Linked DNA regions of Homo sapiens: region 1 is linked to region 2. Evidence: chromatin loops called from intact Hi-C (ENCODE). Cell type or tissue: A673. All regions are shown on one strand. Links, peaks and the distances in the headings refer to the core of each region. The heading gives the core; the rest is flanking DNA. Region 1 overlaps LOC101929485 (a long non-coding RNA gene). Region 2 overlaps LINC00882 (long intergenic non-protein coding RNA 882).

Evidence for each region. Peaks named below come from ENCODE experiments on the same cell type or tissue, not always from the same donor. Only the 100,000 strongest peaks of a DNase experiment are listed, where the experiment ranks them.
Region 1: a loop joins it to region 2, with 10 times the contacts of the local background. A loop is called at or near these places in 7 of 110 quality-filtered maps.

The regions. Positions count from the first base shown.
Region 1 is chr3:106,614,956-106,626,433 of GRCh38, reverse strand. The region is part of intron 2 of LOC101929485 (a long non-coding RNA gene); the gene reads left to right. Among named protein-coding and RNA genes, the nearest start is that of LINC00882, 620 kb to the left of the region's middle. In A673, for the core only: no CTCF peak of the experiment used is centred there; a DNase peak (open chromatin) is centred at 5,623; H3K27ac peaks cover 4,173 bases.
Region 2 is chr3:107,111,307-107,122,784 of GRCh38, reverse strand. It overlaps LINC00882 (long intergenic non-protein coding RNA 882), which reads left to right. Exons shown (of 4, transcript NR_028303.1): 3 at 10,639-10,725. Among named protein-coding and RNA genes, the nearest start is that of LINC00882, 120 kb to the left of the region's middle. In A673, for the core only: a CTCF peak has its summit at 4,379 (motif pointing right); a DNase peak (open chromatin) is centred at 4,424; H3K27ac peaks cover 2,166 bases.

The DNA.
Region 1 (11,478 bases), core at 1,762-9,761, 500 kb after region 2:
GGCAGCAGCTAATCTTATTATAGTCTTATAACTGGGGACAGCTTTTCATGTTCCTACGCCACCCAGATTTTTCCACTTTTGACACAAAATAATTCTTTCAGTGGTTCCTCTGGCAACAAATGGTTAAATCACTGACTTCCTTGGGTTTTCTTCTCTGGATTTGATCCAGGTTTTAAGCATTGTTCCACAAATGGTGGGCTCTAAAAATGAATTGTTTTATGAGCTTTTATAAATACCAAAGATTCATACCTTTGTGCCGTGTTTGAAGCTAAATCAGATGAATAAGGTTGTCCCTGCAGTCAGAGCAGTGAGAACTGCATAGGTTTTCATAGGAAAACATTTAAAAGATGCTGTTAGTGATAGAGAAGTAAAAATGAGATTCTGACATAATGCAACAATGTCGCTTCTACTGGGGAGGATTTGAGTATACACAAGCTTCCAGATCCAGTGCAACATGAAAAATGTGAGGCCACTTCTTCAAAAAGCAAAAAAAAAAATGAAAGGTATTACAATGTAAAGTGTTTTTTCTGCTGCTGCAGTTTCTTTCTTGACTTTCCAGAGGTTATATTTGCTATTTAATGTTTTTCTAAATTAAGAAAAATTAGCCTTTTAAATTTTAGCGTAGCGTTTATTGTTTATATTTGTAGTGTACAATGAAAGTTTTAAATGCGAAAGTAAGAACATTTAACTCATATCCAGAATAGCCAAAATTACACAATTCATATTTAGTAGCTTATATCACATATTTATTTTGTTCTTACTGGAACAGTGGAAATACCGCACAAAACTGACTCCAATGTTTTTAGCTCCTTGAAGTGTGCAGTGTCTATTAACATGCTTTACCTTTGTCTTGCTGAGTAAGAAAGGACTGAAAAAAAGGATCAATGAGCTCCCTGTCTTTCCTTTTCCTTCTATGGCATTATTTTCAGCTTTGGTGTTTGGTTAGTACAGGAATATCATAAATAAGAGAAATATAACAGGGTTCCTTGATCATTTCTGTTTCTTAGAATGCCATCGCCTTTTTCCTGTATTTGAACCAAGCCCTGTTCAAAAGGAAAGCATGGAATCTCTGGGTTGTTAGCATAATTACTCCATTGAAGAAGTAGCTCACTTACTTGTACTTGCTTTTATGGTGGTTCCACTGGAATTAGGCACTCTCAGGACACCATGAACACTATATGCATATATGGCAGCGGGGCACAATGTGTACATATTGTGCTTATCTTCTTTGCTCCATTGTTCTATGTGACTTGGCTTACAAAATACAATTCAAAGGTAAGATTATTAAGAATTTTAAGACAGCAACAGGACAGCATTAAGTCAAGTGTGAGGAGTTTCTGCACATGAGGCCTGCGTGACAATGTAGGTTATACATCCATGAAGCCAGCATGCATTGAGACAGATAGAAAATGAATTTTGGTAAATTTAAATTTTGATTTAATTTAATACTTATTTTAAAAAGTCTGAATATGCTGTAAAGAATTTACATTTACTCTTTACTCAGATTTATGAATTAACATTGTTTTCATTTGTTGCATAATTCTCTCCCTCTCCTGGTCTGGTTGTATTTTTCCCTTGAATTATATGAGAGTAAATGTCAGATAATGCCACTTTACCCTAAGTAATTCATTGTCTCCTTTTTAAGAAAAATAACATTCTTTCATACTTGCTATGGTTTGAATGTTTTTGTCCCCCCCAAAACTCATTTTGAAACTTAATCCTGAATGCAACAGTATTGAAAGGTCAGACCTAATGGGAAGTTTTTAGATTGTGAGGACTTTGCCCTCACGAATAGATTAATGCTGCTATAATAAAAGGCTTTTGGGAGTGAATTCACTCTCTTTCACTCTTTTGCCATGTAAGGACACAACATTTATTTCTTCTTTTCTTTGTACCTTCCTTCATGTAAAGACACAGAAAGAAGACCCTCTGCAGACACAAGACGTCAGTGCTATGATTTTGGACTTCCCAGCCTCCAGAAACATGAGTCAATAAATTTATGTTCATTATAAATTACCCAATATTTGGTATTTTGTTATAGCAGCACAAAATGAGCTATAAAGGAAATTGGTACCAGGAGTGGGGCATTGCTGACAAATACCTGAAAATGTGAAAGCAGTTTTAGAAGTTGGTAATGGGTAGAAGCTGAAAGAATTTGAAGCACCAGGCTTTAAAAGTCCTAATTTCTGTGAACTGAACATTAAGGGCAATGCTAGTGAGAGATGAAAAGAAGATAAAAGCTGTTTATAGTCATGAACAGAATGTTAGTAGAAATACAGAAAGTAAAGGCCATACTGAGGAAGTCTCAGAGGGAAATGTGGAATAAGATACTGGAAACTGGAGGAAAGGCAATGGCATTTCTAAATTTGTTAGAACAAGTTTTTCACTTGTTCTAAAGTGGCAAAGAACTTGGCTGAATTGTATCCGTGCCCTAGGGCTTTATGGAAGGCAGAATTTAAGAGCTATGAACTAGGATATCTGCCAGAAGCAATCTGTAAGCTGCAAAGCATTGAGGGAGTTTTGTCTCTTCTCTTTACTATATATAGTAAAATGCAAGAAGAGAGAAATGACTTAAAATTTACAATCAAAAGAGTAGAAGAATGAAGAGATTTGGAAAATCCCCAACCTGGCCATGTAAGAATAAATGACCTGTTTAGGAGAAAAAAAAAAAAAAAAAACAGGGGTGTGGCCAAAGGACTGTTTGATAAGAAGACTAGTGTAGATAGAAGGAAGCCAGGAGCCATTCATCAAGGAAATGGGGAGTGACCCTGCAGGCATTTCAGAGTGGCAAGTCTCCACTCTGATTACAGGCCCAGAATGCCAGGGCCTTGAGGGCAGAGAGATTTTGAGGGAGAGATCCTTGGTGCCCATGGGACCTCAGTGCTCACTGTCCAAAGCCACCTTAGGCCTCTTCTTCCCTCATTTTGATGCTGCACTTCTCAGCCACCCCAGCTGTGTTTCAAGCAGGCCCAAGTGTGTCTCCAGCCACTACTTTAGAGGTATAAGCCATAAACCTTAGTGGCATTCATGTGATGCTAGTTTTATAATCATGCAGGATACATGGCAATTGGAGACATGATTTTCTCCATCTAGATTTAATGAATGCTGTAGAGATTGGCCACGGGGGCAGAGTCACCCCAGAGAGTCCCTGACAGGGCAATGTTTAATGAATCCATGTGAATGGAGCCACCTTCAAGACCCCAGAACTGCAGAGCCACAAGGGTGCAATACCAGCCTGGGAGAGCTGCAGGCATGAGTCCAACCTGTGACAGTTGCTGTGTGGGCTGAGCCCAGAAAAGTCACAGGGGCTGGAACCATGAGTAGGGTACTGGTAATAATTGCTGTATCATTCTAACAGTAGTAGAAAACAGTAGTTTTCAGGGATTATTGAGGCCTTAGGGCCCAACTCCTTTCCCAGTGTTTGGATGGTGGAACATGGCGACAAAGATTATTTTCATACCTTAGAATTCAGTGTTCTTCACTCTGTTGTGTTATGAACTTGCTTGGGACCTGTTACTACTTTCTTTTTGCCTATTTCTACCTTTTAAAATAAATGCATTTTGCATGTTAGAAGGAAATAAATTTGATGGGTCAGAGGCAGAATGCTTTGGGTTGAATTGGTCCTTTGGAATTCATATGTTGAAAATTTAATCCCCAATGAGACCGTATTGGGAGGTAGAATCTAATGAGAGGTGTTTAGGTCTTGAGGACTCTGCTTTTATGAATAGATGAATACCATTATAGAAAGGGCGCATAGAACTGGGTTCACTGTCTTGCACCCTTGCTGATCTTCCTTCTTCCTTGTGAGGATCAGCAAGAGTGCAAGAGAGTGAACCCAGTCCTGTGTGGGTTCACTCTCTTGCACTCAAGAAGGCCCTCACCAGATGCTTGTGACTTGATCTTGGACTTCCCAGGCTCTAGAACTGTGAGCCAATAAATTTCTGTTGATTATAAATTACCCAGTCTTAGGTATTCTGTTATAGCAGCACCAAATAGAGCAAGACAATAATCACAGTACAATTATTAAAATCAGAAAATTTTACACACATAAAATATTTGTCTTACTTGTAATCTATAATCAAATTTGTTAATTATCTCAATAATGTTCTTTACAGTTATTTCTTCCAAGTCCAAGATCCAATCCAGTCTAAGGCGTTGCATTCAGGTGTCATGTCTCTTTAGTCAATTTTTTTTTGAGATGGAGTCTCACTCCATGGATGAAGAGCAGTGGCGCAATCTCGGTCTACCACAACCTCTGCCACCTGGGTTCAAGCGATTCTCCTGCCTCAGCCTCTGGAGTAGCTGGGATTACAGGCACCGGCCACCACGCCTGGCTAATTTTTTGTAGTTTTTAGTAGAGACGGGGCTTCACCATCTGACCAGGCTGGTCTTGGACTCATGACTTCATGATCCGCCCCCACAGCCTCCCAAAGTGCTGGGATTACAGGCATGAGCCACCATGCCTGGCCTCTTTAGTCCACTTTAATCTGGAACACTTCTTTAATTCCCCTTTGTCTTCATGACCGTGATTTTTTTGAGTAGTACAGGACAATTCTTTGGCAGAATATTCCTCAATTGAGGTTTGTGTGATGTTTCTTCATACAACATAGGCCTGAGTTAGGCTCAGACGATGCCTTTTAGACAGGAATCTTATGGAACTGATGTTTCCTCCTTCTCAGAGCAGGTTATCAGGAGCCATACGAGGTCTTCTTGACCCATTATATTAACTTAATAAATGGTTAAGGTGGTGTATTCAAGGTTTCTTTACTAAAATGTTACCTTATTTCCCTTGTGATTAATAATTTTCAGAGAGATACCTGGAGACTACATAAATATTCTATTACTCAAAACCTTCACATGCTAGTTTTATATTTCATGATGATCCTTGCTTAGATCAAAAATTACTACAGGGTGATAATTTTTCTATAGACATCCTCCTTTCTACACTTATTAGTTGGCATTCTATTGTGAGCATGCCATTTTCTTTCAACACCATTTATTCATTCAGCATAAACTGGTGAATCCTTTTTGTTGTTGTCATTTTATAGATTATATGCTTTTATTATTTATTTTATTTTATTGCTTATTTTTCTTATATTTGGCCATTGGAATCCTCCAAGCAGACTCCCATATCCTTTGGACATGCCCTTATCATGTTTTGAATACTATATTACTTTCTTAAATAAGAAGATTATTCAAGCTTATTTTGCATTTTCTCTTACCTGGCCAGAGAGTCAACAATTTCTCCAAGCAACCCTAAATTATTTTAATAAATTGTGATATTAGGAACTAAGGTCTAGTTTTATTGCTTATTGCTACTGGGATGTCATAAAATGCAATATGAAGGCAATGTCAATGCAATGCAATATGAATGCAATGACATAGAATTGCTACTGGGATGTCAAAGAATCTCACTTGGTGAGATCTAATAATCTGAGAATCACACTTCTGTAGAACCTTATTGACTGCTTTTAGGGATTGTCCCACTTAGACATATAAGTTGACCACCTTGGCTACAGTAACCTCACACCAATCACTAGCATCACTGTGGTCAATGATTAAATTGCCTACTCTACTTCTGATTAGCTAAATGTCCCTTCCTTCCTTCCTTCCTTCTTTCCTTCCTTCCTTCCTTCCTTCCTTCCTTCCTTCCTTCCTTCCTTCCTTCCTTCTCTTTCTTCTCTATCTCTCTCAACACTGAGAATTATGAGATATATACATATCTATCTCCATCCTCAGTAAAAAACCTTTTCTTCAAGAAGGACATTCCTTACAACCGCATACTTACAAAACCAATAATTTCTTTTTCTATGGCCTATGGATTTTCTTTTCTATTTCTTTTTTTAAAAGCATTTCCAAGGCCGGGCGTGGTGGCTCTTGCCTATAATCCCAGCACTTTGGGAGGCCGAGGCAGGTGGATCATGAGGTCAGGAATTCAAGACCAGCCTGGTCAAGATGGTGAAACCTCGTTTCTACTAAAAATACAAAAAATTAGCCGGGCGTGGTGGCAGGCCCCAACTACTCGGGAGGCTGAGGCAGAGAATTGCTGGAACCTGGGAGGAGGAGGTTGCAGTGATCCGAGATCACGTCACTGCACTCCAGCCTGGGTGACAGAACGAGACTCTGTCTCAAAAAAATTAAAAAAAAAAAGTATTTCCAACTATCAAAAAGCTTTTTGACATATCTAAGCCTTTAAATTGAAGATTTTATGGTGACATTGTCACACACTTTAAAATTCTTTTTTCCCCAACAAATTGTTTTAACATGAATTAGAGAACTTTTAATTTTATTTTTGTATGTATTAATGTCTAGAAATATCTTCTTCGAACTTATCTTTCCTTCCTTCTGCCATAAATAAAATAAAATAGAATAAAATAAAAAGTTGCTATTGAGTTTTTCTGTGCTCACAAATATATTTTAAGTTTGCATTAGCATTTCTCACCAAACAACACCATTGTACTATTAGGAAAACACATTTCAATTCAAAAAGTGTTGAAATTAATCAACTTTTCTCTTTTGTGCAAAAAGAGGCAAAGGTCCTAGAAATAATGCAGGTGTAGTTGTAATATTATAGATTATTTTATGTTAGTAAAGATATTTCATTTTGTTCTGTATCTTTGTACCATAACAATGTTGATTGGAACTGAAATGTTGCAAGAACAATTGTATAATTAGAAGATAATCATTTACTCTGGCAATATCTTGAAAGTGAGAGTTTTAAAGAACAATTATAATTTCTATGTGTTTGATTGAAATGTGTTTATCCTGATTAACAATTTACAAACATTTCTTCCTGTAAACCTCTGAGATCTCAAAAACAGTTTAGCTTCCACAGGCTACTGTAGGTAATGTATATTTTTAGTTCTAAAATAATCAAAGTTTTAAAATGAACTTAATAACTTATTCCATTTATTTCCCCTGTGGCAGGAGAATTGCTTTTTAATAAAGCATTCCAATTTATCTATAGTTCTACAGATAAATGCTGAAAGTCAACATAATCAAATTGGAAGGTCAAAGTTTCAAATATGACAAGTTGAACAATCTTCATTTGTAAATTTAAGAAAAAATTTTCAAATAAATGTCATTAATATAGAAGAAAGAGGTCCACATTTGCTCTTTAGAAAAATATTTACAGAGTTCATAGTACCTAGTTGCCTGCTATGGAGAGCATCTGCATCACAGGATAATTTGATAATCCGATCTGCACAAAAGAAATTGACCTTTTTAGAGGGAAGTCGTGATGTAAAATGGGTTCTTCGAAAGAGAAGTTGAAATCAACTTGTGCTTTGCAGTGGTGACAGTATTTCCAGAATTTGAGTTCTTTACTTGATGATTTTAATGGAACCTATTTTAACTGAGGTACTCATAAGGCTAACTTATAATTTCACTAGGACTTATTATCTGTGAAGTGCTTTCACACCCACCAACAAAATATTATACGGTAACAAGTTGTTTTCCCATTTTAGACATTAAAAATGTAAGGTTAAAGACATTGCTTAAAACCTTAAAAACACTTACAAAAATAAGAAAATACATGCCCATTTTTAAATTTCTTTTTTTCTATTTATATTTTCTGGGCCTCAAATGCAGAACTTTATTTATCACATTCTCGTGCACTTTTACCAACAGAGTAAACTAGCTAACTCTTTCCCTAATCTCTCTTCATTAAATATTATGAATTGTTTTTAATTGATGCAGAGGCTAAATGACATATCTGCAGATCTCCAATATAAAGCTCTATCTGAACAGATGTGAGCCTGGGTTGATAACAAAAAGTAGGAGTTAGTTTATAAGTACAGTCCCCAATACCTGCGGTTTGCATTTAGCACTTTTAGTTACCTGTGGTCAAATTGTTCAAAAACATTAAATTAAAAGTTCCAGAAATAAAAATTCATAAGTTTTAAATTGCAAGCCATTCTGAATAGCTTGATGAAATCTTGCGCCATCTGGCTTGGTTCTACCCAGGATGTGGATCAGCCCTTTGTCCAGAGCATGCAAGTCACGTATGCGACACCCTGCCCCTTAGTCACTTAGTAGCTATCCTCGTTATCAGCTCACTTAGTAACTATGTTGGTTAACCTATCAATTGTTGCAGTATAGCAATGCTTGTGTTTAAGTAGGCCTTATTTTACTTAGTAATGGCTCCAAAGCTCAAGAGTAGCGATGCAGGAATATTGTTCTAATTGTTCCATTTTATTATTAGTTATTACTGTTAATCTCTTGCTGTACCTAATTTATAGATTGAACTTTATCATGGATATGTATGGATAGGGAAAAAATAGCATATATAGGGTTCAGTAGTGTCTGTAGTTTTAGGCACCCCTTTCCAAGGCTGTGAGTCTTGGAACATATTCCTTATGGATAAGGAGGGACCACTGCAACGCCTTTCATAAGCATGTTTTAGGAGCAGTAATGCAAGATTGGTGTCAAAGGAAATTCCCCCCCTTTTTAGCTTATTTCCATAATATACATCAGGGCATCGTGTATTTGTTTTTTTGCACATATGCATTTTGACTATTACATCTATGTTTTTGAATAGAAATTTGAGTTAGTTTCTTTTTTTCTCATCCCCAAATGCCCTGTGAATCAGGTCAGATGCCTGTTAATCAAATCACGCACAATATTTTATGTTACTCCCCACTGGCTATTGAGAAGTAACTTTAAAAATCTTCTTCCCAACATTGTTCTAATAGAACTAGGATTGCTAAATGTGACAAAATTATAGGATATTCTAAAATTGAGTTTCATCCTAGTTAAATTTGGACATCCTAGTTAAATTTGAATTTCAGATAGATGACAAATAATTATTCGTATTACTATGTCCCTAACATTGCATGGAACATAATTATTGTAAAATAATGATTCATTGTTGATCTGAAATTTAAGTTTACTGGAATGTCCTGTATTTTCTCTGGCAAGCCTCGTTAGAACCAATGAGAAATTAAAATGATTTTGTCATTGAGTCATGTGGTGAGCAACAACAAAAAGTAAGCAAAGACACTGAGACAGAAATAAATTGTTTCTAAATCTGATTTAAAATACTTTGAGTAAGGGAATTTTTTTTTCCCTACATAGCTGAAAGTTGGAATAAGAAGACAGGCCCACTCCAGGAGCAGTATGATCAACAATTCAATAATGGTCTGAAGGATCTGATTCTTTCTGTTTCTGGGTCCAGCCACCCTCAGGTTTCCTGTCCTGTATGCAGGTTGCTGCAGCAGTTCTTGGGTCACATCAAGAAGCAGCAGTGTCCAAAGGCAGAAAAGAAATCCCTTCTTTCAGTGTGTTTTTTTAAGAACTAGAAAACCTTTCCTAGAAGCCTTATGAAGACCCGTCTTAATGATTACACATCCCCTCCCTCCTCTCCCCCAAATCTGTCATATTCACGGGTAACTATCTAGATCATGACTGTCACCTAATCATGATACTCCTGCTAAGGTAGTTACGAGGTCAGTTCCTCATGAGGTACATGGAGGAAAAGCATATTTGAAACAATTAGGTTATATTAGAAAGGAAGAAGACTGTAAGAAGATAGACAACCAATATGTTCTCTTAGTTTCCTGTGGTATGCAAAATTCATACTCTCATTTACATAGGGGAACCCTCCAGCTTCCTAGAAAATTAATCTGACAACACATAGACCAGCCAGTCTTTTAAAGAAACTTCAAATATTTTCCATTCCGTTGGAGTATCTCCAGGAGGTCCTGACGAGGGAAGATGATACTAAAGAATTGAGCTTACTACTGAGTGACAGTTGTACAAAAAGGATACGGTTTTAGTGAAGGGGGGAGAAAAAGAGACTAAAACTCTCCTCCTGTTAGAAGTCTAAGAGATCTTTCAGGTTCCTCTAGAGTGGACCTGAGCTTATTTTTTCTGATCTTATTCCAAAGACAAACACAGAGCTACAAGGAATTCAGTGAATCTCAAGACCACCAGGAAAACAATGAGTTACCTCTAGGGAGGTTTTAGTTCTTGTTTACTGAGAATATGCACTTTGTGGTTTAAAAAGCAACGACAAAGAGATGTTATGTCATTAATAGTTACTCTTAATCATAATAAGACTGTAAATTAAAATATGACAGGGTAGACTGAGGACATTATGTACTTGTACAGTAGAAATTCCTAATTTATATCACCTGAATGACTGTATTTAGGATTTGGAATAATAGGGGTAACTTCAATGAGTTTGATATATGAATGAGTTGTTCTTGCATTTTTCTTTAGCTGTATGTTGAAATTCCTCACATTACAAGTGTGCAGGACTCCCAGAAAAAGAATGCTGTACAAAACATGGGCCGTGTTAGTGGCCCTGTGGTACTAATGCAAATAAGTGATTAAAAGCAATTGAACACATACTCATCTTCCATCCAGCACTGCACACATATGCACACTTTTGAGAATTCTTATCTGACTATCAAAACATTAGCCCTTATTGTTGAGAATACATCCACTTATGAACAGTGATAATAAAGTTTCTGGTTCTGATCCCTGATAATAAATTCCTACAGTTGCCATTAGGGGTAGGGGCCCTGTCTCTATCATCTCAGGTGAGAGTGAAATACTTTTCTGGGAAATAATAGAAAACAAGGAGCCTCATAGGTTACAAATAACAGCTGTAACCTTGGAAATTGTATCAAGTTATAAAAGTAGGGAACTGAGTGATAGGAATTGTTCAATGATAAGTAATAAGAAAATCACATTCTAGAAGAGTTTTAGAAAAGAGCACAACTCTCAGGCTATGTCATACACAATCCAAGGAAGATGCAATCAGCTTTGGCAAAGGGAGTACTGAAAAACCATGACAGATTGATCATAATGCTCTTGAAGACCTATTAACTCGATTTTTCTTCAAGTCAATATTAACAACAGATTATGTATATTGATTGTTTTAAGAAAGCTTTTCTTTCCAGTATGATCTATCAGGAATGCCTGTCAGTTACATTTCTTGGTAAAAATTAATAGATTTGCTTGGCTTTTATTGAACTCAGGTAGTATTGTAGCCATCAGGGACATAAACACTAAAAATATAGGAATACAAGCATAGAAATGTGAAATGGTAGTATATGGTCATGACTATTCTATAAGAATAATTCTTCCACTTATGGAGCTTATATTTTTATAAAAATTAAATGATTAGATATCAATAATCGCCCTAATGGAGTTTCCATTAGGGTGATTATTGATAGATAGATAGATTGATATTTAAGAAGACCTTTATAAATATTTATAAATATATGTATACTTATATATGACTATATTTGGGATTTGAAATTAGGGGCAACTACATATTAGTTCTTCTACATACAGTTCTTGTTAAATATATATAAAGTATCATCACCAAGGTGTTATTATAGACAGGCTAGAAGTATGTGGGGCTTTCTAAGAAGACTTTTTTTTTTGAGATGGAGTCTCGCTCTGTCTCCCAGGCTGGAGTGCAGTGGCGCAATCTTGGCTCACTGCAATCTCCACCTCCCGGGTTCA
Region 2 (11,478 bases), core at 1,045-9,044:
GTCAGACATGACTAAGGAGTGAGGTCTTTTTCTTTTCTTTCTGTATAGATATAAAACCCCCTTTCAATCTCCAGGTTTTGTTGATTTTGTTCCCTATTTTTTTTTTTTACTTTCTATTGCCTGCACTCTGGTAAAATCACCCTCACCACTCACTGGCTGTAATGAAAATGGCAAATACATTCCGTGCAGCCTGTCTTCCCCTAGCCCAGCCTGTTCTTCACACTGCCATCATAATGATGTTTTAAAGACAATTATAATCATAATCCTAGAGCAGAGATTGTTAACCTGAAATCATCCATGGTTGATCAACTTTGTAAGTCTGTGAATCCCTTACATTATAGAAAAAAAGTAGTGTTTATGATTATTTTATTTAGGGGAGAAGCCTAGGTATTTCATCATATCCTTGAAAGAGTCTGTGACACCTCCAACTGTTAAAAATCACTCCACAGAGAATCAAGTTGATGAATAATGATGAGAATAGCCGATGATCTTAACACACATGACTACCAAAATCTCTATTATTTTTCTGGAAACATGATTACTAGAAATCTAAATGGCATCTGTGATTGATTGGTATTCTCTTCCCCCCACATAAGAGTGGCAGAAGAATGACTGTTAGCCAAGTGTCTGTCAAAATGAACTACAAACATATTCATTAGGAAACAGGTTGTTAAAATGGATCAGGTATAAATATGTTTTGCATATCACAAAAGACACCTAAATTAAGGAAAGCTGTGAAAGAGCAGATAGCCATTTTTCAATTATATATGACCAATGTGGCATTTTTTGATATCTTAGTCAGTAATTTGAAGGTCTAGAAATGCCATACGTGCCTATGTAATTTGGGGTCACTGCTTTTGATACAGGCAGTGAGTCTAGAAATTTCTACCTCACTCAGAACAATCATGCTATGACTTTTTCCTACTTGTGCAATTACCAAGATTTCACACCATTTAACACTTTTATGTTTATGCACATGAATATTTACAGGGAAATAGACTTGGGCATTAAAAAAAAAAGTCATTCAGCTTCCTTGACTTCATCAGGTTGTTTGTGGAGGGGCTATTTCACAAACACACAAGCTACAAATCAAAGGTATATGACACCTTTTTATATTATCAGGCAACATGGTGATAAAAAAATGAAATGGAGTTTGTGAATTTTATTACTCCGGGTGACAATTTAATATGTGGGTGATGGTGTGCAGCTCCCAAATGAGATTTGTTGCATCCTCAGAACTGCATAAAATGTCTAAAGAGAGGGGCAAGCTTCCATGCCATATATAGACAGACTCATTGGATCTCCCGAGGAAGTCAGATTGGAAACTTGTAAGTCCATAGTCATTCACAGATGATAAAGTGTGTGAAGTGGGGAGCAGGGAGAGGCCGTGCTTGCATGAAGAATTTTAATGACTTAACGTTTCTTCTCTTCTTATTAATTTTAGCGTAGGGAGGGCAGTGGGATAAGGAAGTCATCAGTCTTGCATATGTCTTTTTCTGCTACAGATGGTACAATGGTTGATTTGGTACAAGGATCATACCAAATATGTATGCAGGAAGCCAAAAAATAGAATCAAATCAAACATGATTTTATAGTTGTTATTATTCCTAAAAATATCTGTGCTCCTGTAGGCATATGTCTTAGATAGGAGAATGCTGTTGGAATTTCTGGTCTCTGCATTGAGGGGCTGTTGGTCTTTTGGAAAGATGTGCTTATTGAATGGGACAAGCTTGCCCCAAGAGGCATTGCTAGGGCTGCTCCCAGACCTACTTGTGATTCAAGGCTGTGCTTCTCCTCTGCACGTGAGACAGGTGAGTTATGTTACTTGCTAGGTAAGAAGGAGGGGAGGAGATAAGTTACCTGAAATCATCTGATGCATTATTATCCCCTTCAGTATGGACATAACGTCAGAAGAGGATCACTGAATCAGATAGGGTAAAGCATTCTTTCGACCTCCCTGCTGGGGGCTTGTCTGTCCTGTTGTGCTGTACTTCTGTGCAGGTGGAAACAAGATGAACTCAAACCACTTGTCTGATTAAATGGGCCAACTGTTTCAGTCATTGCCCAAATAAACGGTGTTTCTGTGCCAACTTTCATGTGTATACTTTGGAGGAAATTGTTACTTCATATTCTAATCTCATCTTTTTCATGGGAGTCTTAGAAGTATTGGAAAGCTGTTTTGAAATCCTTTTTAAAACCTAAGATTGAGCCTCACAATTTTTTTCCTTTATATAGGTATTCTCAGTTTAAATTGCTTTACATTTTTACTTTTTCATTTCACAAATAGAAGGTAATTTATTTTGTTCCTCTTTGAGGGTGCTAAAATGGGATCACTGATTAGAAACTGATAACCACCCACTTGAGCCAGAATTCCTATCTTCTTATGAAACAGCGCTAAAACATTTGATGTAAAATTCCTCAGTATTTTTCAGATCAGACCCTCATTCATTTAAAAAATTTACCTACCTGTGAAAGATCAGAACCTGTACTTTCAGGCTACTGTTCCCTTATTAAATCAGTGAGCAAATGCCCTTAAAAGGGACATTCAATTGAAATTTAAAAAAAAAACATTATTTGAGTGCCTGTTGTATGTCAAGCCCCTTGTAAAGCACTGGGGAGAAAAAAGCAAATATTATAGCGTATAGGAAAGTAAGTAAAGATATTTAACAAACAACCCTAACGCAATGTGATAAGTGCTGTGATAGGGAATTTGGCTCTGTGATTTCAGTGTCAGTGGATTTCTTATTCAGTTAATCTCATCTGCCAAAGAAAATATTTTTGTAATGAGGAAATGTCACCTCTGTTCACCATTGGAAATTACTATTTATCAAGTTGTCATTTACTTGGATAATGTTATCAGGTATTGTCTAGCAGATAATATAGAGGGAAAATAGAACTATCTTCAATAGAGCCCCCTTTGACTTGTAAACTATGATACTCATAATGTTTAGTGCATGGTGTATATTTAGCTTCCTGCCCATCTGGTCTTTTGTTGAGGGACTGAACAATTGGTTTCCATAAGATCCAGTATTAATGAGAGCCCTCATTGTGGTTATTTTTATTACTCTCTTTCTTGAGCAGTTTTTTTTTTCCAAATGAGAATATTTACTGGGTACAAATGTAATTGCTTCAGAGATTTCCAGAAAAGGTGCTAAATTCGTCCTTATCCCAAAGCTGAATTTTAGTTGATCTTTTTTCCTCACCGACTTTTTCAGTTTTGTTTTTCACCACTTTCAAATAAGAATCAGTTGCATGTTCCAATCCTGGAGGTCTCTGAGTTTCCAAACTCTGAAGAAAGGGGCAAGAAAGGAAGAGTTAGGGATGTTAGAAGAGTTAGAAGAGTTACGAATGTTCCTATGTGCCTTCCGTCTGTCTTATACCTGCTGCGTGAGGAGCTGACGCCAACACCCAAAGCCCTGGACAAAGACTTCCTCCACAGTCACTTTCCTCTGACCCACAGGAACCTCCTTGGCTCCTCTCCCTCTTGCCTTCACAGCTTGACTTCCCCTTGTCATCTTGCCCTGTTAGGATCTAGCACCCTCAGAGCTGCTCTGGAAACCCCATAGGGCCTATCTCTGCCACTTGTACTACTCCACTCGCTCTCAGTAATGTGGGTGTGAGGTGCCTCGTCCCCTTGCCTAGCCCTTTCATAACATGGCTGGAAAGTCTTGTATGTGCTGTCCCCAAAACAGATCAGACAATGTTGACCCAACAGAAGGAGCATGGTCACCTCAGTCCCGGTGGGGGTTGGGGGTAGGGGGTCGGGGGAGCCAGTGAGGGGGAAGCGCACAGTGAAGGAGGCCTTGGATTTGGAGACAAAATTCATTTTGGGAGCCTGGAAGCTCTCTGGAACTGGACACAAACTCTTGTCTCTGTAGTTTGCTTACCCAGGGAACTTGGGTAAGAGCTAGTGAATAACTCGTATATGTATTATATGACCTTAATAAGTAATATTGTTTAGCCTGAGTTTTTGATACAGTTTTCAACTGCATGATGTTCTAACTCTGTCTGAGTTTCACAGAATTATTTCTCCAGAGTAAATTGACTTATTCTTCTGAGCAGAGCCCAGGTAGCCTAGTTATCTTAACTGTGAGGAACTGATAGAGCTCTCTATCTCCTTGGGGGATGTTTAAAAATACATAAAGCAAAATTATATCACCTTAAGAACGTTATGGTGATATAACATTCTTATCACCATGCTTTTAACATGCAGTCAGCCCTGCCAAATTTTCCTCTGCCATTGAGAATTGGAGTAATTATTATAAGTGCAGACAAAACTAGGTTTCTCTTGCAGGCAGATTTTTGTGATTGCACCCTGGACTTTCGTTCAGAATTCTTTTCAGTTTCTTAGGAAAGCTAAATGAAATTGCTGCAGTAAGGCCAGAGGGGGGCACCAAATAATCGTGATTGATAGAGTGGTTTGGCTGAGCATTTGCGGGAGGCTCAGGCATCAGGCCTGTGAGCCTCTGTGTCTGTTTTGAGCATTTTGGGCATAAAACATATTGAAGTCTCTTTGTTTACGGAATCGTCGTCAAGCCAGGAGCTGACACCCGAGCTTCAGTGGCCCAAAACATACTCAGCTAATGGGGAAGCAGCAGTTGGCAGGTTCTGTGGTTGTAAACATTTTAGAAAAATTTCTTCACGCTTTTTAGCTCCTTCCTTATTTCACTTATCAGAGTTGAATTGTGGGAAGAACTGAGAAACAAACTCTGCCATGCTCTTGGAAGGCGAGAATGCAGATGGGTCGTTCTTTCTGAGACAGAGGAATTATTGGCAATTTTCTAGGATTAATTGTTCTTGATAAATTGCTGAAATATCTATTTGGTCCTCAGGAAACTGGGGAGCATTCAATACCATTTAAAGTGTTTCTGCATTATTGGCTATTTCAGAAAAGTTGGCTTCCTCTGCTGTACTTCCTAAAGCCAGATTTCTAAATTCAATACAACTTTCAAAGCTATTCTACCACAATTGTTGCAATTTATCTAGTATGGAAAAGTAGTGTTTCATGTTTGTTGGTAGTTACTACTCCTTGTGATCTGTAGTTTGCTTAGATGTCCTTATTTATAGTGAATTAATTTAGGGCAGTGGGCAGGGGCCAGGGCAAAGGAGTTGGAATGTCCTCTATTCAATTGAGGAGGGTCTAGGTACGCTTACTTCATTCTTTGTCAGTACATGATGGATTCTAAGTCTTCTTGCAAAATACGTGTGAACACAAAAGTGATTAATTATGATCATGTCAAATTTGAAACTGATTTAAGTCCTGAACTATAATCTGTCACCTCAGTTTTCCTTTTAGACTTTTTGTATGGTTTAGGAATATTTCAAAAGTGTCCTTTGACCATCTCTTTTCATAAAGTAAAATCTGTGATCATGGGGTTACACGACAAGTCAGTTGATGCACACAGAACAATGCTGACTCAGGGAGACAGAGGCTGTGAGGGTTCTTATAAATGCTGACCCCTTCATATGCCGACATGTTCACTTAGTGTTTACGAACTTGAGCTCCGGAGCCAGACTACTTGGGTACTTGGGTAGGAATGTAGGCCCTACCACTTATTATCTATATGACTTTGGCAAGTTAGTGAGCTTCTGTGTGCCTCAGTTTCCTCATCCATAAAGTGGAGTAATGCTAGTATCATAGAGTTAGCCTGAGAATTAGATGAGTTATTATATGTAAAGCAGTTAGAATAGAACCTGGTGTATACTACTTCATAAGTACATGCTAAATAAATATTTTAGGTCAGGCAGGGTGGCTCATGCCTGGAATTCTAGCACTTTGGGAGGCCGAGGTGGGTGGATTGTCTGAGCTCAGGAGTTCAAGACCAGCCTGGGCAAAATGGTGAAACCCAGTCTCTACTAAAATACAAAAAATTAGCCGGGCGCGGTTGTGTGCGTCTGTAATCCCAGCTACTTGGGAGGCTGAGGCACCAGAACTGCTTGAACCCAGGAGGTGGAGGTTGCAGTGAGCCAAGATCATACTACTGCATTCCAGCCTGGGTGAGATTACTAGACTCTGTCTCAAAAAAAATAAAAAAAATTTTAAAAGTGATATAAAAACTATTATGTCAGTCCTATAGAATTTTTCCAGAGAAATTTACCATCAGGTGATTTTTATATGGGCATATATTGACTTAGTTGTTTCCTGTGCCTGGCTTCCTGGCTGGTATCTTAGGACCCTGCTGTTCTTTTATGCCTATAGAAACCTTTGGCAGGGCGCGGTGGCTCGCGCCTGTAATCCGAGCACTTTGGGGGGCCAAGGCGGGCGGATCACGAGGTCAGGAGAGCAAGACCATGCTGGCTAACACAGGGATACCCCATCTCTACTAAACACACACACACACACACACACACGCAAATTAACCGGGCGTGGTGGCGGGCGCCTGTGGTACCAGCTACTCAGGAGGCCGAGGCAGGAGAATTGAGTGAACCTGGGAGGCGGAGCTTGCAGTGAGCTGAGATTGTGCCACTGCACTCCAACCTGGGCAACAGAACGAGACTTCGTCTCCAAAAAAAAAAAAAAAAAAAAAAGAAAGAAACTTTTAAGAGACAAGAAATAGAACAATCAAAATCTTGTACAAAGATCATATTACAACCGACTCTTCAACATAATTTATTTAACAAACATTCATATAGCACTTACTATGTGCCACACACTGTTTTAAACACTGTACAAATATTAACTCATTGAATCCTCATTATAACAGAATACTTGTTGAATTTCAATTAAGTGATGTGGGAAAATCCTCTAGCCTGGTGTCTGACATGATAATCCTTTAATAAATATTTGTTGAAGGAATGAATACCTGTGAGTGACTCAATCAATCAGTCTATCTTGTTTGGCTAATAAAAAAAGCAAATAATATACCAGGATGTTATATTAAGTGGCCTAATGTGTTCTCAGAAACTGGAAACAATTGAGACTCTTTATCCACAGCTGTATTCAGTTTGTACTGAAGGGACTAAAGTGGCCTAAATGTGCCTGTTCCTTTCTGAATATTAAGTCACTTGCTATTTTGATATTAAGCTTAGATGTTTAGATGTCGTAGAATTGGTGAAGTCTTGGTGACTTGTAGGCTGTTACATTCAACTTATATTGAATATCTTAGTGTACCATTCTAAATTTCCATTTTTATCTTTATTTTGGATTTTGAGCAGACAGTATTATGATTCTGTTTAAGACATGAAGACATGCCAATTTTCCTACACTCTTTCAATTGCATTCTTTTGTTTTAATCTTGGAAAACATATTTGCATCATATTTCTTAATTTGTCACAGCCTGAGAAGTGACATTATTGAATGACAGTAGGAGCTTGAATATTGTGCTTTGAAATGCCATTGAGGATACCATTATTCATGTGACAGCCCTGAGAAGATTAGCAAATAACTACTTAACATTTTATAATGCTTTATCATCATAAAAATCCACATATTAAACTTGAGGAATAAATTACTTAAAAATATATCATTTCTATTCAAACACCATTTGGAAAAACTTGAGAGATAAATGCCAGTTTTTAATGAAGCTACAATAAATGTTTTTATTCACCATGTTATTGCTCCAGTCAATTGTAGATTATTTTTATAATCACTAAATTAGCTGCATTTAGCCTTAAACCTACTTGTTGAAACACAGTTAACATGGTAGAAGAGAACCAATGTAATAATAGTCTAAGACTTCAATAGTCTCTGTGCCTGTCTCTCTTTTCTCTTCCTTTCTAGGTACTAGTTGAAATGATCTCTTCCTAATCTATGACAAGTATCTGGGAATGTGGAATTTAATTTAATTATTATTATTATTTTTTGAGATGGAGTCTCGCACTGTCACCCAGGCTGGAGTGCAGTGGCGCGGTCTTGGCCCACTGCAACCTCTGCCTCCTGGGTTCAAGCGATTCTCCTGCGCCCACCACCACGCCCAGCTAATTTTTTTTTATTTTTCATAGAGATGGAGTTCCACCGTGTTAGCCAGGATGGTCTTGATCTCCTGACCTCGTGATCCGCCTGCCTCGGCCTCCCAAAGTGCTGGGATTACAGGTGTGAGTCACCGCACCCGGTGGAATTTAGTTTTTAAAAATGAAAGTGTTGAGATGTGGTACTGAAGGGCACGTGGAAAAGAGTGGGTAACTTTCCACGAGGAGCTCAGGTCCCTTTGGTGGCTATGAAGAAGTGGAGAGGAAAAATCAAAACTGTAAACTCTTATCTCTGAAATTAAATATTGTTGATACTGCCAGAGTAGACATGGGATTGTGGGCAATTCCTGGTTTCAGGGAAGTCAACAAATCTTCTGAAGTTACAATGTAGTTAAAAATAACAGTTGAGGAGTGGGATTGCCCTGTGCCTCATCCAGTGGTCAGAGGTGTAGAGTGGGTTGAAGTTTATAAACTGACAGTCAATAAAATCTGCCCCAACCCAGGCAAGTAACTGGCAGGCTTGAAGCCTGAGAAGAAGCTATTTAAGTAAACCCTAAAAATTCTAGTGCAATTTGACACCCTTGTTTCAGTATAGCTCTGGGATAGAGGCAGAGGGGTGGTCTCCTGACTGCATGGTGGAGGTTTTTGATGGGATGAGGGGCAGAGTGATGAAAAGATGACATTATTGGTAAGTCCAGATTTCAGTTGTGAACTGATACTTCAAGTTTTGGTAGTACTGACAGTGGACAGCCCCTCAATAGGATGAACAGGTTTCTGATAGGGACTGTGACACCTTCTAGCTTTAAATAAGACATCTGAATTCTGTCTCCAGAGATAAGAGGCACAGACTGTTGGTCTTAGATGCTAGGATTCTGGGATATTACAGAATGGTAGTATGGGGCGGGCTGTCTGGAAGGAAGATACTGGACTTGTTTAGTTTGGTTATAAGCTTGTCCATGTCAGTATTTAATAAACATTCAGGTGGCTCAACAAATTTTGTGGAAAAAATATTGCATGACAGTAGGAGCTTGAATATTGTGCTTTGAAATACCATTGAGGATATCATTATTCATGTGACAGTCTGTGGAGTAGGAGCCTTAAGTTCAGATTACCCATCCGTATATCCACTCCCACACATATATATTCAAACATGCCGTAAATTCTCATTTACTCCCTTCTGCCTCTTTTCCTTCCAGAATGAAGGAATCTCTTGACAAATGTGCCCCCTCCTCGCCCTCACCCCTCACACCCATATTAAGTCAGATTGGTCCCCTCAGCATCCCTGAACTTGCCTTGTTCATCATCATCCTAAAATACTTCTCATGCTATTTCTCTTACCTGGTTGTTCTCAGCTTTCTCTTTTTGCCTCTGCGAATATTATCCATTCTTTAAAGTTGAATGACCCTTCTTTGGCTACTTTTCCAAGCTTGTGCCCTTTCTACAACTTCATCTGTCTTAATAGATTGAAAACTTCTTCAGAGTAAGGGCCACATCTTTGTTTTCTTCTTTGCTATATTCTGTGTACTGTACCACACTCTGGTGATGTGTGACTATAAGCCAGGTAATGAAAAATCCTGATTTTTGCAAAAAGGAAAATTTTGCTTAATCTGCTTTGTAGTCTCTAAATAAACTTAGCCACTGCCTTCACAAATTACAAATTGCTTCTGATAAGTTCATTTTTAAAAATGGTATCAAAAGTCCCCTTTTGTTTTGTTTTACATTTATCCCCTTGAAATTCTCCTTGACCATAATCATGGTCAAAGACTTGAAATAGTTGGAAGTTTCCTCAGGTGGACAAAGGTGCTGAGATTAGATGTTCTAAAACATAACTTCAGTAGTCATTAAGGCCATAATCTGAATTAAGTTTCCTAGTAAATTACTGAAGAATGCTTATTTAAGTCTTCTGATCACTGTACCTTGTATGTATCAAGATATCGTTTTGTATCCCATGAATATGTACAATTATTATTTGTCAATTAAATAAAAAATTTTAAAACACACATAAAAATAAAGTTATCTGAAAGCTATTCATCTAAAACTGATCCAATTAGACAGATGTATCACTGCAAGCTACAGTGCTCAAATTTATGATATTCATAGTGAAATAATTTACTGTTACAATATATTTAAGCTCCCTGGAACCTTAATGTCAACCATATTGTTAGGCACACATAGTAGGTTCTCAATAAATATTTGGTGGAAAATTGATGTATTTTAATGTATGTATATTTGAGTGAGCTATTTCTGTTTTTGGTGTCCTGTCCTGATTTATAGTGAAATCTCTCAGTCTAGATTATTTTGGCACATTGCCAAACATAATGTAATGAAATAGAAAATTCTGTTCATACTAATTTATGACCAAATCTAAAACCTCTTTGAAATTAGTAGAGGTGCCTTTGTCTTCACAGAGCTTGGAAGACAATGAACTATTTTTCACAGAGATTATATTTAGTTATTTTCTTTTTGTAATTGTATTTTAGCACAAACTGACAAACAACTACATCAGCATTATCGTCTTTATCCTGTATTCACGAACATTTAAATTAAATTAGTATTCTTTAGGTTACATATGACATAACTTAAAATTTTTTCTGGATAAATGGTTATTTTTATAGTTGCATTATGGACTTTGGCATTATTCAAAGAATACATAATTTAAATTCTGACAAGCTTTTAAAACATTTTCTTCTAAGCAATGCCTGCAAATTAGTCTTTTCTTTCCCTTTTTAGACTGGGGCTGTGGCTGAGATGTCACATGGCAGATAGGATCACAAATTTCTGTTGTATCTGGATGGAGATCAGCAGGAGGATCTATGGGTGAGAAGAAGCACAGTTACAGATGGATTCTAGAGCCTGCTTGCTGACACAGGCTTGCAACTGCGGACTTTATAAGCTTAGTTTTTAATCTGCTATCAGCTAGCATAATACCATAAATGCATAAGAAACTAAGTATTCAGTCTTACGAGAAATGCTATCTTGACCTGACCCTTTCTCCAAATAAATTGACAAAATATCTCATCGTCTAGGATGCCAGACAGAAATACCAGTTGCAATGTTTTGTTGCATAAAGTTTATCCTAATTTAAATTAGTGGCATATAAAGTCATCATCTTGCTTGAACAAACATCTTATTAAATTGAGCATGTCTTTTATCCCATGAAATGAAATTAATTTTGAGATAGTTATTTTTCAGTTGGAAATTTATTGAGTTGATAGAAAACAAGTTATATAGTCTTCCAAAGAATATGTTACATCCATTTGCATTTTGTTTTTCTTCAGCAATGTTTGGTTTTTAGAAAATCTTACAAGTTAAATATACTAATGTAGAAATTGAAAGAAAATAATCAGAGATAGAGCAATAAATTTGCAAATAAAGATTATTCTTAAAACAAATGTTTACTGTAGTTTTATTTATATAAAAAATCCCAAACTACCCAAGTCTTCAAATAATAAAGACACTATTAAAAAACTGTTACCTTTCCATTTATGGATTATTAGGTAGACTTTAAAAATATTTTAAAAGACTTTTTAAAGGGCTATGCCATTTTCCCTAATGTAAAAACAAAGTAAA